3 separate regions of the Homo sapiens genome follow, and all the other regions are linked to region 1. A link is a contact called in ENCODE Hi-C or POLR2A ChIA-PET data. All regions are on one chromosome and are shown on one strand. Each heading gives the region's core, a stretch centred on a gene start or an enhancer-like site at or near the end of the contact. The rest is flanking DNA. Distances are from core to core; before and after follow the strand shown. Region 1 overlaps LOC105374945 (a long non-coding RNA gene). Region 2 has its middle 110 kb from the start of JARID2-DT. Region 3 overlaps LOC101928354 (a long non-coding RNA gene).

Region 1 (4,310 bases), core at 818-3,317:
CATGTTGGCCGGGCTGGTCTCAAACTCCTGACCTCAGGTGAGCCGCCCACCTTGGCCTCCCAAAGTGCTGGGATTACAGGTGTGAGCCACCGTGTCTGGCCATAAATGTAAAATAATTATACCAGCAATTCTGACAATGCCATGGAGGTGGGAAAGAAGCCCCAACAATGATTGAGACTGAAAGTTATGTGCGGGCATGCAATGAAACATTACAATAGAAAAATACATATATCCAAAGTACAGTCATGTTTTTAAGTCATTCCATTGATATTTTTGACAGGCAGTTTATTGAGATATGTGTTTTTGTTCTCCCTGTTGTATTTTCACCTTCCTCATTCCTGAGAAACTGAGTCTTGTCTTATAAGACCAAAGCATGACTTGTTGGTACCCAGAAGACAACTCCACCTGATATTTGTTGTAAAGGCCCTTTGAGTAGGATTACACTGGGCCTTCTGGGAAAGGAAAGGGATGAAAGAAAATGTTCACAGTTGAGAAATTGAATTGGGTTGGTGGGTAAGGAGTGGGGGAGTCCATGAAATTAAGAGCAGGACTGGCTTTGGGATCTCTAAACATGGGAGGTCCTGGGCCCTGAAGGGGTCTAGAATAAGCCAAGGTGGCATAAAAAAATTATTTTGAGCTGAAGGCATTTGAGTTCATGAAATCTCTTATCTGCCTAAAAGCAGAGCCTCCCAAAAGAACTCAGTTTTTATAAATCCCCTCCTTGGAAGCAATTCTAATCTTCTCTTCTTGGAAATGAGAAATTGGTACCACAGTCAAACAGATATTGTTACAAAAAGATCATTTTTCCCTTTTATTCTCCTATGGGCACATTTGTCTTTCTAAAAAGTCATTTGTTTTCCCTAAGTGCCATTTCTTCTCCATTTCTAAGTAGTCATTTGTTTTCCCAGAAGTGCCCCTCTGCCCCTCCCCTTCCCCTAATAGGGTAGCATATAAGCCCTGAATTCTAACCACCTCCTTGAGACTCCTTGAGTCTTTGTGAATTCCAGTGTGTACATATACAATTATAATCTGTTTTTTTTCTCGTCCTCATCTATCTTTTGCCAGTTTAGTTTGCACATCCCCAATCACCGCACCTAAGAGGGTAGAGGAAAAGTTTTTCCTCCCAGACAGTCCCTCTTGTGCCAAGTGCCTCCTGAGGATTGTGGCAGGTTGCCTGTAGGGTTAGGGTGGGGGTCCCATGGGTGTATCTGTGGACACAGTGGCTACATGGGGGCTCCCTGAATTCTTTCAGAGTAGGATGTGCTGATCTTGCCAGGCAACCAGTGCTCAACAGAAGCAGAGAGAGAGGGACTGTTGGCCACAGTGGCAGCCCCCACAGCTCAACCTCCTGGTACATTCCTTCCCTCCTCACATATTCAAGTCCTGGTACCACATAGCACTCACAATGCCACGGCGGGGGAAGGAAGCCTCAATAATGACTGAGACTGAATTTCCTACCAGCTAGGCAGGTGGGGATCAGAAGCAGAATAAATTTAATTCAGAAATATAAAAAATCCTATTCTTGCCTCTTTGCGTCAAGAGAAACATTCATTCCTTTTTCATTTTTCTTTTTGTTCATTGTTTAAGAAGTCACAAGAACTACAAACCTAAAAAAAAAAAAGTCTACTGGAGAAAAGCCTAACATTGAGAAAATTCTAGAAAATTCTATCCATTAACTTAATCCCATCCCCTAACCCTGGGGTTATGAAAATGTCACCATTTAAGAAAATTTTTAGCAGCTGAACACCTCAGTTAGTTCAGTGCTGTAGGAATGCAGTTAGAAAAACCATATTATCTCATGGGGTAAGGCTGCGCACAGGATGCTGACATTTAAAACCCAGTGTCCAGCATGACACAATGATGTTATTTATAGACCGAGAAGGATCTAGGACAAATGTGATGCATAGAAAGAAATAAAAAGAAGGAAGGAGCAAGCCATAGAAACCCGAGGTTGAATCGAGGAGGAAAACCCCCAGCAAAAAATCTGAGACACATCAAGCTTTTGTAGGGTTCATGTTTAGCAGGAAGTTGAAATGACTCACCGTATCCTGTTGTACTCGCCCTGTGATTCCATTTATCCCCTCCAAGGCTTTTAAAGCTCTGATTTGTGTAGGAAAATCACACAGCATGTCAAAGAATGACTACGCTCTGGTTTTACACATCCGTATTTTTAAACAGCACAAAATGGTTGTACTTCTCAATATCGAAATCTGACTGGGGCCTCTCCTGCTTGACCTTGCCCTGGAGGCTGCTGTCCTTCCATGGGTGGGTGCCCAGGCTGAGCTTGCACGGGCTCCTTCATGTCCCCCTTGGTCAACCTAGGTGAAGAGGGGAAGAATCCAGCTCCCACCATGCACCTTATTGACAGAAGCCTTCCTCAGATGAATATTCATGAGCAGCCTAAGTTTCTTTGGCTTTTCTGTTTACTAGTTTTATTAGCTCTTGAGAGGGGAGAGAGAGAGAGAGAGAGAGAGAGACTGGGGGAGACAGAGAAAGAAGCTGGGTGCGGTGGCTCATGCCTATAATCTCAGCACTTTGGGAGGCTGAGGCAGGAGGACTGCTTGAGCCCAGGAGTTCAAGACCAGCTGAGCAACATAGCAAGATCCCATCTCCATAAAAAAAGAAAAATAAAAATTGAAGAGAGAGAGAGAGAGAGAGAACTTTCCATAATTAATAGAGATAAGGTCAGCAAGATAACTCTTTTTTGCTCTTTTCCTAATTGCCCCTTCCTGGGGTGATTCCTTTCCTAAATGGGCCTCCTCTTAATCCTCAAGCTATTATGATATAAAAATTAAAGTGTGATATCCTGGCTCGCCCATTTCCTATTAATGGAATGACCTGTGGTAATCAATAGAGGAAATGCAGGAATGTTAACAGATGTGTGGTTCTGTTTGAGAGTCTCCAATTAAGTGATATGTCTTCAAGGTGGAAAGATGAGATCATTTTGAAATTAGTTTCTTTTTGGCTTTTTAAGTCTTTGGTTATTATCAATTGCATTAAAAAAACCAATTGGAAAGGAAAATCGATCGGTGCTGAATTCCTCCCCCACCTGAAGTCTTCATGCTTCCTCAGGTGATAGGATGCTAGAGAGGAAAATTTGGAATTAGCTTTTAAAAGGAAGAGAAATGACGGTGTAACCATCTGCCAAATACATGGAAACAACAACAACAAAAACCTCATCATTCACCTGGCCTGGCAAATAGGTTTGTGCATTTTTTTTCTTTTCTGTCCACCCTGTTGTTTGTCAGAGGTTGACCAAGAACTTGTCCAAGGGCCATTCCTGTGGTGTCATTGGTTAGAGACTTTTTAACAATTTCAAGTTCTGGTGAAATACTGTGAGTAAATAAAGAGAGAATTTTGCCTGAGTTTAAGGGGCTTTCCTGGGAGGTAATGTATTTTGTGGCCTAACACTTCATTACTTAGCCTGCAGATCTGGTTTCTTTTGAAAACAAACCCTAAGTCTGGAACTTTCCATGCTGAGAGTCCACGTCAGTTTCAAGAAGGCCTGGTAAGATGTAGCTGAGTAAAAACGAGACTCAATATGAATGATTACTGCTGTTCTTTCTCACTGGGAAGCCTGGGGACGTCAAGGATAAAATGACCTTTTGTACAGTGGTGATATTTCTCCATGTCTCAGCCTTTTTATCAGCATAACTATGGCCAAACCCAGTGCTTTTGTGGAAAACATTGGTAGCACCGTCATCTCAGAAGTCTTTATGTAACTTCCCATAGTCATGTCAGAGGAGATGGGGATACAAATCATCAAACGCTTCTCTTTGGATTGTGCAAGTCAGCAAATCAGCTCTGGCGATTTCCAAAGAGCTAAGACTACCATCCCTGGGTATGGTCCCTGAGTCTTCTTTCCCCATCCTCTACAGCCCCCACTCAAAGAAAGTGCCTCAAACAGATGGAATGACGCAGAGGTAGAATTGCAAACTTCAGAAATGCATGCTTAAGAGGGCAGGTGAGCCGGGTGTGGAGGCTTACATCTGTCTTCCCAGCACTTTGGGAGGCAGAGGAGAGTGGATTGCTTAAGCCCAGAAGTTCCAGACCAGCCTGGGCAACATGGCAAAACTCCATCTTAATGAAACATGCAAAAATTAGCTGGGTGTGGTGGTGCACGCCTATAGACCCAGCTACTCAGGGAGGATCACCTGTACCTTGGAGGTCAAGGCTGCAGTGAGCCATGATGGCACCACTGCACTCCAGCCTGGGCAGCTGAGCGAGACCCAATTTCAAGAAAAAAAAAAAAGGCATGTGATTATTTTCTTCCAACATCCATCTGTCCCCCAAGTGTTGTAGGTCCTTCT
Region 2 (4,310 bases), core at 709-3,208, 260 kb before region 1:
TTTGGGAGGTGAGGCACTAAAGCCTGGGTTGAAAGGTAGGTTATTTAATATCTCAGGGTCTCAGCTTCTCTCACCTGTAAATTAGAAGGGTTGCATTAGAAGGTTGTGATATTTCTTCTTAAATTATGATTATAGAATGCCACTTATTTATTTCTTTATCTTAGCTGACAAGTAAAACTTGTATATCGTTATAGCATTTAACATGATGCTGCTTTCGTTGTTGTTTTGTTTTTGTTTTTTTTATTGATAGGACTGTTTAAAACACAGGATCCATGGGAAGAGGGTCAAATTTAAAGAGGCCCTTAGGGATTCATTATATGGAATAACCAGAATTTGTTGTGTGGGGCAGTTGAAGGCATTAGAGACAAAATCCTGGTTTCCTAATTTGAGAAATTAAAAAATATATATAGCTTGCAGACCACTACCTTTGTCACCTCCCAGGAATCAGGAAGCCCAGGTGAGGATCCATCGCATTAGGAGAGTGTTACGTCATGCTCTGAGATGTGAATACCTCGTAGAATGGATAATTTAGGCTATTTAACATATGCAGATTGTCATGTGTCTAATGCAGCATCAGGATCTGGAGTCACACCCAGCGCTCTCCACTGTCTACCCCGCACTCCACCATGCCCAGATTTTATCACTCCTAGAACTGCTTTGTAAATTAGCATTCATCCATGATAGAGGCCTAGATGACAGACAAGACGTCCGATGATGCTATGAAGAAGTAACATGGGCTGAGCATGGTGGCTCACGCCTGTAATCTCAGCACTTTGGGAGGCCGAGGCAGGAGGATCACTTGAGCCCAGGAAATTCAGACCAGCCTGGGCAATATAGGGAGACCCCGTCTTTATAAAAAACTAAAAAAAAAGAGAAAAAAATTAGCTGGGCATGGTGGCATGTGGGAGGCTGAGGTGGGAGCATTGCTTGAGCCCTAGAGGTCAAGGCTGCAGTGAGTGGAGATCGCACCACTGCACTCCAGCCTGGGCAACAGAGTGAGACCCTGTCTGAAACCCCCCACCAAACCAAAAAGCACACAAGCAACAGGATGCTATGAAGAAACAAAAGGTTAATAATTAAAAAAAAAAAAAAAAAAACATGCACAGCACTTTGCTTTCCCATTTATCTGGCTAGTGAATGGGGGTCAGGTTTGGGAGGAACGTTATGGAGGGAGTAAGCTCACGTTTGGAGCCAAAACCAAGAGCTTAGGCCTAAGCTCTTATTTTTCGCAAGCAACACTGTGGGATGCCCATGAAAATATGATTATGGAATCCTCTCCATAAAAACAAAGTAGCAAGACCTTCAGGTGCTTCTCACTCTTATTCATGAATAGCCCCTTTTTCTTTCTGTTGACATGGAGTCAAGCAAGTGATTTCAGGGACATCTCAATGAATCACTGACCGGGTAGAGACTTGTTTCAGGAGCAGGCTTCCTAGGGGCAGGATGTGTGCAGGGCGGGCAGGAAATGAATGGGCAACGAGAACGGCATCTGGTCAATGGCACAACCATCTTTTTCTTCTGTTACTTCTCTTTAGAGCATTTGCTCATTCAGCAAGAAAGTAGAGAACAGCTGCCGCATCTTCAGGGCTTCCTGGTTATGCTGCAAAGTGACTAGGGTCATTCAAAATGGGTCCCTGCCCTTAAGAAACTTATGCTCTATACAGAATCCCAGACATGTTTCAAGGACTTGAGAAATAATTACAAGGTAACTCACAATGTCTCTTCCTTTGAGGAAAAGATCAAAAGGGCTGTAGTACAATGAATCATCATGTTGGTGCCTGTTTGGATTGCCTAAGTGTTCCAGGGAGGCATTTGGACTGGAGGTGAACAGGAGCCAGGACTAGATTTGAGAGGCTCTTGACTTTCCCACTCCCTGCCCTGGATCTGATTCCTCCCCAGGAGCCTGGGAATTACAGTGTTGGTTCTCTGACTCACTAGGATGTCATAAAGATGGTGAGACATTGTCTGTCCTGCTCCTTCCGCCCTTTGACAGAAAGGCACCTCTAGAGATGAATACAGGGTGTTAATGCTGATTATAGCAGTTTCGATTTGCATTTCCATACACTAGACGACCTAATCCACTCTGTCTAAACATGGAAATCCCATAACTCTGCCCAACTCATCACTCCATTAATCCACTTAACCCCTGGCCAATACATAATCTAAATATTTAATCATGTCTATTTGTTATCTGTGTTTATTCCATGTTCATTCATGGTCTGAGTCTCCTCTCTGTTTATCCATCTCAGTAGAATCTAGTCTAAACCAGGAGAATCCCAAGGAGAGGAGGAAGAGTGTCTTATCCATTTTATTCTTTTCTGGCACATAGTACTGAACTTGGCACGTAGTAGGTGTTTGATGTTAACTGGCAACAATCTCTCAGAATAATTTTTTTTTTTTTTGCATCTTCAGAGAAATATTTTATTATCACTATCGGAGAATCTTACTGTTTCCAATGCCCACCACAATGCCTGGCACATACTGTTTAATGAGAAGTTGGATAATTAATCTTGGGTCATACAATGGGAGCAGGAGAATGCGAAAAAGCAGAACTGGTCTAGAAGGGAGAAGACTTAGAATCTGTTTTTGGTTCTGCAATAGGCTAGTATATGAGGTTGGTCAAGTCTTTTGAAGGCTCTGGGCCCTGGCTTTCTTGTTAGTCGTGTGGATGGATAGGATTAGAACCCCAATCTGCTTTGGCTCCAATATTTTGCCTAGATCTGAGGGCTATGGTATAGAAAAAGGCACAAGGAGGCGGGGGTTCATCAAATGTCAGAATGAGCGCTTCTTCCCACCATTACCACTGCCACTTAAGGACCAGGAAAATGGGCTGGAAACCAGGGCATCTGTTTCCCTCTACGCCTCCTCTTCACCCTCACTGGCTGTCCCTCACAGCCTGGGGTGGGGGGACTGCAGACATCTGCTCATTCCATCTGCATCAGCTAATGTTTATGCAGTGCCCCTGGATGCACGGGCCTGGAGTCACCTGGGGGAGGGCGTGCATGTGTGCAGAGGGCGGGAGGTGGGTCCTGATCACGCCAAAGCCTCCATATGGACTGTATTTTTCCCCATGCAAAACGCAAGTATGTGGGAGGTAGAAGGAGAGTGAAGGAGATCATAATTTATTGCTCAGTCATGTTTATTTTCACTCTTGGCTGGTTTAGGGCATTTTTCTTAATGTATTAGGGTCACAATTTTATCGACTTCAAGGATGCCTGAAAGCTCCGTGTCTGTGTGTGTGTGTGTGTGTGTGTGTGTGTGAGAGAGAGAGTGAGACAGAGAGAAAGACACAGAAAGAAAGAGAGAGAGACAGAGACAGAGAGACTGTGTTAAGATGACTTGGGTTTCTCTTTTTTTGAAAATTTTTCCACTAAACACTGAATTTGAACCTAAAGCATTAGCCATCCCTTCAAAAATATGATTTCCTTCTCACAGACTACTCACTATGTCTATCACCATCCTGTCATGATCACTTTAATTGGCTTAGATAAAAAAATCAAGATCTGACTCAGCTATTTTTTTTTTAAGAGATGGCGGTCTCACTATGTTGCCCAGGCTGGTCTCAAACTCCTAGGCTCAAGTGATCCTCCTACCTCGGCCTCCCAAAGTCCTGGGAGTAGAGACATGAGCTGTGAGCCATCACACCCAGCCATTTTTTTTTTTTTTTTGAGATGGAGTCTTGCTCTGTTGCCCAGGCTGGAGTGCAATGGCGTGATCTCAGCTTACTGCAACCTTCGCCTCCTGGGTTCAAGCAATGCTCCTGCCTCAGCCTCCCGAGTAGCTGGGACTACAGGCACACACCAGTACGCTCACCTAATTTTTGTATTTTTAGTAGAGATGGGGTTTCACCATGTTGACCAGACTGGTCTTGAACTCCTGACCTCAGGTGATCTGCCCGCCTCGGCCTCCCAAAGTGCTGGGATTACAGGCATTAGCCACTGAGCCCGGCCTCCAGCCATTGTTTCTTACCGATGCTTAATAGATGTACATATTTGTGGGGTACGTGTGATGTTTTGATACATTTATATAATGTGTAATAATCAAATTAGAGTAATTGGAATACCTATCACCTCATACATTTTTCTTTTCTTTATACTGGGCACATTTGAAGTATTCTCTGCTAGCTATTTAAAAATATACAATAGATTATTGTTTATTGTAGCCACTCTACTAATTTATCAAACACTAGGTCTTATTTCTTCTATCTACTGACTTAGCTATTTTTCCTTTTTTTTTTTTTTGAGAAGGAGTCTCACTCTGTTGTCCAGGCTGGACTGTAGTGGTGCCATCTCAGCTCGCTGCAACCTCTG
Region 3 (4,310 bases), core at 822-3,321, 240 kb after region 1:
AGTGGAGCTGATTGTCAATTCCCGAAGGCCAGGAAAACATCTCTTCTTTAACAGGCAGCTCTGTGCCATGTGCTTGCAGGCTCTAAATAAACGTTTGTTGGCTGGCTGACTGGCAGTGGGTTAGACACTTGCCCCTGTGATCCTCCAGCTTGTTTAATTGCCAGTTATTTGGCTTCTTTCTTTCCAGTTGTCTTACTAGTTTGCCAGTTTCTGTGTCAGTTGCTGGTTCTAAGGACGCATGCACTTATCTGGCTGGGCCATTTTAGGTTTTGCTACCTATTTACACATTGGCCAAATCTTTCTTAGTTGATACGGTCCTTTATTACTTTTGAAGATTTTCCGGTTTGTTTCATTCTGTGTTTTTGCTTGCACTTTTAGGAAGTAGATTTAAAAGACTTCATTCACCCTTTTCTAGGTATACACTGTGCTAGAAGATACCAAAATGATTAAGAAAGATCTCCCTCTTACCACTAGAAAAGAGGATTAAACATAAGCACATTCACAAATAACTGTAAGGCAGGATTAAGACAGGCCAGCGCTGAAAGAGACATATAAATAAGGGTGATGGGGCTTCCAAGGAAAGCACATCACAGCTGCCAGATCAGTCAACAAGGGCTTCCTTGGGCATCTGCAATGGGTCAGGAAAGATGGTCAGGGTTTTGTCATGTAAAGGGGGCATTCTTATCAAAGGGAATGGGAAACATCCGAGGCTGTGTGTTCTGGGAAGGAGTGAAGAGTACACTTTGGGGTAAAGCATAGATTTGGGCAGGAGAAGTGGGAGGGACCAGGGATTGAGGACTTTGTCAGCAAGGGTGAGATGTCTGCAGTAATTTTTGCAGACATGCAAACCAGTTGGGAGATGTTTATTTGGGTAAGTGTGGGTGGGACTAGGGTGAGTCACGTGAGGGGCCTAGGGCACAAAACTTAAGGAGACTTGCTCTCAGGTGCCACCTCTGCCTTTGCAGGATCCTGAGTCAGGTCTTCTTACTGCGCTCCCAGCTTGGTCTGGGAGTGGGCTGACCAGTGAGCAGCAGTTTTGCATATTCGCAAGATTGCTGCGAAAGCTCTGCATAGGAGGGATTGGAGACGGTGGGCGCTGTGTGAGACCGTGCAAATAGAGTTAATAGAGACAGAAAAGATGTGCAACCTGGATGGTGTGAATGGTGTGCTCCTGTAAAACAGTCAACACAGGCCAGGGACAATTCCACATGCTTTTCACATGTTAATTAATTTCCTGATGAAAGATAAAGCTTCTAGCCAGGAGTCCAGACAGCTGAGTTCTAGTCTAGCTCTGCTCTAAAGAGTCCTGGGAGCCCCTGTGGCCTCAGCTTTTTGACCTGTGAAATGACCGAGTAACAGACCATTTCATAGGTCCCTGAGAGCTCTAGAATCTCACGTCACTCATGACGTATGTTAATATCAGCTGGCCTCGAAAGAGAACCCGAGCCTTGGGGACCCCAATCTTGGATCTACAAGATCTCTCAGACCAGAAGCCCTGGGGGGTAAATCCCTCCATCCAGAATCTTGTCTTTCATCGATTCAGTGTGAACTACTTCTCAAATTTCTACATTTCTGGTCCCCCTTAAACACTGACATTCCAGTCAGTCTGATGTTAAATTCTGCTTTCCCCTTTCCACCTTGTGTTACCTACCACCACAGCCTGGCCCACATTTTTCTACCCCTCCCTCCTTCTGTCATTAACAAAACTCCCCAGACCCTTGCAAAGCCCCTACAGCAGAATTATCCCAAGAGAGAAACAGTGGATTTAATAAGCTTCCCCTTAGATGGCCCCAAATCCCTTCCAGTTGATTAGGGGAAAAAACAACTACACACAGGACAGTTTCCTGATGCGGGAGGTGAGAGAGAGAAAGAATAAAGAAAGTTCCTGAAGTCCTGGGCCTCAGGGACCAAATTAAGAAAGCAGCACCACTTATTCAAAATCAGATGAATGTCAGTGGGATGTTTGTCAAACAAACTTGTCATTATTTGTCACAATTTGAGGAAGTATCAGTCAATAGTCACACTCGAGCGCATAACAGAGTTATTTATAGCTGCCAGTCTAGAGTTTTAACTCATGCAGGGCCAAGGTTCGATGTTATAAACAGCTTTGTTTATAATGACTGCGTGGCTATAAATAGTTTGGTTCCCCGGGTGTCACAGAGCAGCCCCGGGATGGGCTGCCAAAACCAGCGCCAGGAAGCAGGCTGCAGCAGGGAGGTGAATCCTGGTGGTGGTTTTTTTTCTTCTCCGAGTACCCTTTCTGTGAGTCCTTGGCCAGAGTATTTCATGTTGTTCCTCAGTGTCCCTTTTGGAACGGGGAGTCGGGCTCCCTGGTGTTCCTGGGAGATGGTGGAAGTTACTCACTTAATGAATTAACATCTGCCCCAAGATCTGCTGTTGAAAGGGAGCCAGTATGGGGAGCACCGCCTCTTTTGTGCCTATTCACGGACAATGAGCTAATTACAGTCTCTCTCCTGCTGGAGGGTGGAGGGAGATATCCTGTTATTCCAGTGAACAGGCAAAGCTCTAAAGGTTTATTTACAGCTTCAGATTTAATTTGAACGACAGCAGCATCTCTTCTAAAAATACGAGGTTGTCAGAAATTTAGAAATTTACTAGTTTCTTGTGTCAGCAGAACCTTATCTAAGGAGTGGGAAGTTGGGGGATTTGTGGGGAGCAGAAAAGAGGAAGGGGAATATGTATACATAAATTTTACATGTAAAATACATAGGTATGTCAGCTTAAAAACTGATCATTTTACCAATTGGCACAGGGGCAGTATTCTCAACATCTTCCTGACAACCTCCAACCCCACCCTCCAAAAATGCAAATCTATTTGTCATATGGAAATTTCTTGATCGACTCTTTCCATGTCACGCTCAAAATCCTTACAGTCAATTTTAATACTATTAAGCTAAATCTTCTTTTGCTTTCTTTTTTTTTTTTTTTTAAGAAAAGGTGTGGCCATGAAAAAAAATTTATTGGATCTTAATTTGCAAGATTAGTTCTGGTTCATTTTATTGCAGTAATTTAATACTCATAATGATTTTCTGATGCATATGTTTTAGCAGCAAGATCTACTTCCTATTCATTTTTCATTTCAATGCAACTGACGTATATTAGGCAGCATGGTACAGATCTAAGGGAGCAGCACCCCGTGAGAAACTGACATCATTCTGCCATCTTGGCATCCTCCCAGACATGTGTTGAGCCCCAAGAAGCCTGCACCCAGGTATATCCAGGGATTCAGGACCGAAGGTGATAAGCAAGAAATCCTTCTTTAAAAAGGAGTTACCTGTTTTTCATGGATAGGATTATTAACATCATTACCATTATCATCATTACTGCAATTCTGGCTAAGGGAGCTGTGAGTTGCATCCTATTTGAATGTCTCCCACTGGATGGGAAGGAAGCAATGAGGGCCTCCTAAGTAAACCAACAATCACACTGCAGGGAAGGTGAATCATGGACTCCAATACCCAATGCCACAGGACTCTGACCCAGGTACTAGGGAGGGCATCCTGGAGGAGGTGGCCTCCGCATTGAATCCTACAGGAGGTTCCTTAGGGTGGTAATTGTGCCTTTTTGTTTCTGTACAGACACCTGCTGGCATAGTAGGCACATGGTACATCTTTGTAGAGAGAGTTAATGAAGGTGTATTCTTTTTAGGAAGTTGACAGTCCCTCTGGAACTCTATGTCATACATTAGCAATACATAAAAATAAACATGAATTTAAATGGTTAAAAATGAAAAATAAGAGAGAGGAGAGAGATATTTGTGGAGTGTGTGTGCTGGAGTAGAATGAGGACCCCCCATCTGATTGGTGCTCTGGAATTCCTAAACAAAACAATCAACTCCCTATTGGGAGTCGGCCCTTGCATGGCAAGAGTGTGCAAGGCCAAGGTGTAGGAAATGAAATGGAGCAATGAGCATGTTGAAGTGAATTGATCCGAGTGGAGTGACAGGCATCGTCAGCATTTCCTCTCTGTTTATTTTTACATGAGGCTTTACCCATACGTGAGGCCAAGACCTCATCCGTTGTGGGTTCCAATTCTGTGTTCATGAAGGAGGTGGCATTAAGCTAAAAGGAAGAGGATAAGTACAAGGAGATGGACATTATATCAAGTTTCTCCCTTAGTCTTTCAGTTCTTCTCAAATACTTTTTCTTGTGGTTATACTTAGTTTCATGATTATTTCTACCATTTTTAAAAGAGAGATTCTCAATGTTTATTTTAAAACAAAAAGGACAGATGTTTTTCCACATTGTTATTGGGTGAAGGGGGAATTTTAATATTCACATTATCAAGCA

What was found. A loop is a pair of places that touch in the nucleus more often than their neighbours do. ChIA-PET counts read pairs that join two places held with the same protein, here RNA polymerase II (POLR2A). Pooled maps may share reads with other maps.
Region 2: a loop to region 1 is called in a pooled map, with 3 times the contacts of the local background. The contact joins two enhancer-like sites. A Hi-C loop is called at or near these places in 1 of 168 maps with a recorded cell type or tissue (GM12878) and 4 of 50 pooled maps. POLR2A ChIA-PET finds 5 or more read pairs at or near these places in 2 of 52 experiments (Panc1 and SK-N-SH).
Region 3: a loop to region 1 is called in a map of psoas muscle, with 3 times the contacts of the local background. The contact joins two enhancer-like sites. A Hi-C loop is called at or near these places in 1 of 168 maps with a recorded cell type or tissue (psoas muscle), 6 of 37 single-sample maps with no recorded cell type and 14 of 50 pooled maps. POLR2A ChIA-PET finds 5 or more read pairs at or near these places in 3 of 52 experiments (MCF 10A, WTC11 and activated T-cell).

What each region holds. Positions count from the first base shown.
Region 1 is chr6:14,875,033-14,879,342 of GRCh38, reverse strand. LOC105374945 (a long non-coding RNA gene) reads left to right here. Exons shown (of 5, transcript XR_007059473.1): 3 at 3,073-4,310. Among named protein-coding and RNA genes, the nearest start is that of JARID2-DT, 370 kb to the left of the region's middle. RefSeq lists enhancers at 2,168-2,357, 2,138-2,638, 3,421-3,480, 3,501-3,570. Within about 2 kb of position 2,067, at least 13 of the 41 ENCODE cell types and tissues checked have a DNase peak (open chromatin) inside an H3K27ac peak, as active enhancers do.
Region 2 is chr6:15,130,624-15,134,933 of GRCh38, reverse strand. No RefSeq gene overlaps it. Among named protein-coding and RNA genes, the nearest start is that of JARID2-DT, 110 kb to the left of the region's middle. RefSeq lists an enhancer at 1,312-2,511. Within about 2 kb of position 1,958, at least 5 of the 41 ENCODE cell types and tissues checked have a DNase peak (open chromatin) inside an H3K27ac peak, as active enhancers do.
Region 3 is chr6:14,637,117-14,641,426 of GRCh38, reverse strand. The region is part of intron 2 of LOC101928354 (a long non-coding RNA gene); the gene reads left to right. Among named protein-coding and RNA genes, the nearest start is that of LINC01108, 350 kb to the right of the region's middle. RefSeq lists a silencer at 935-1,229 and an enhancer at 738-1,721. Within about 2 kb of position 2,071, at least 12 of the 41 ENCODE cell types and tissues checked have a DNase peak (open chromatin) inside an H3K27ac peak, as active enhancers do.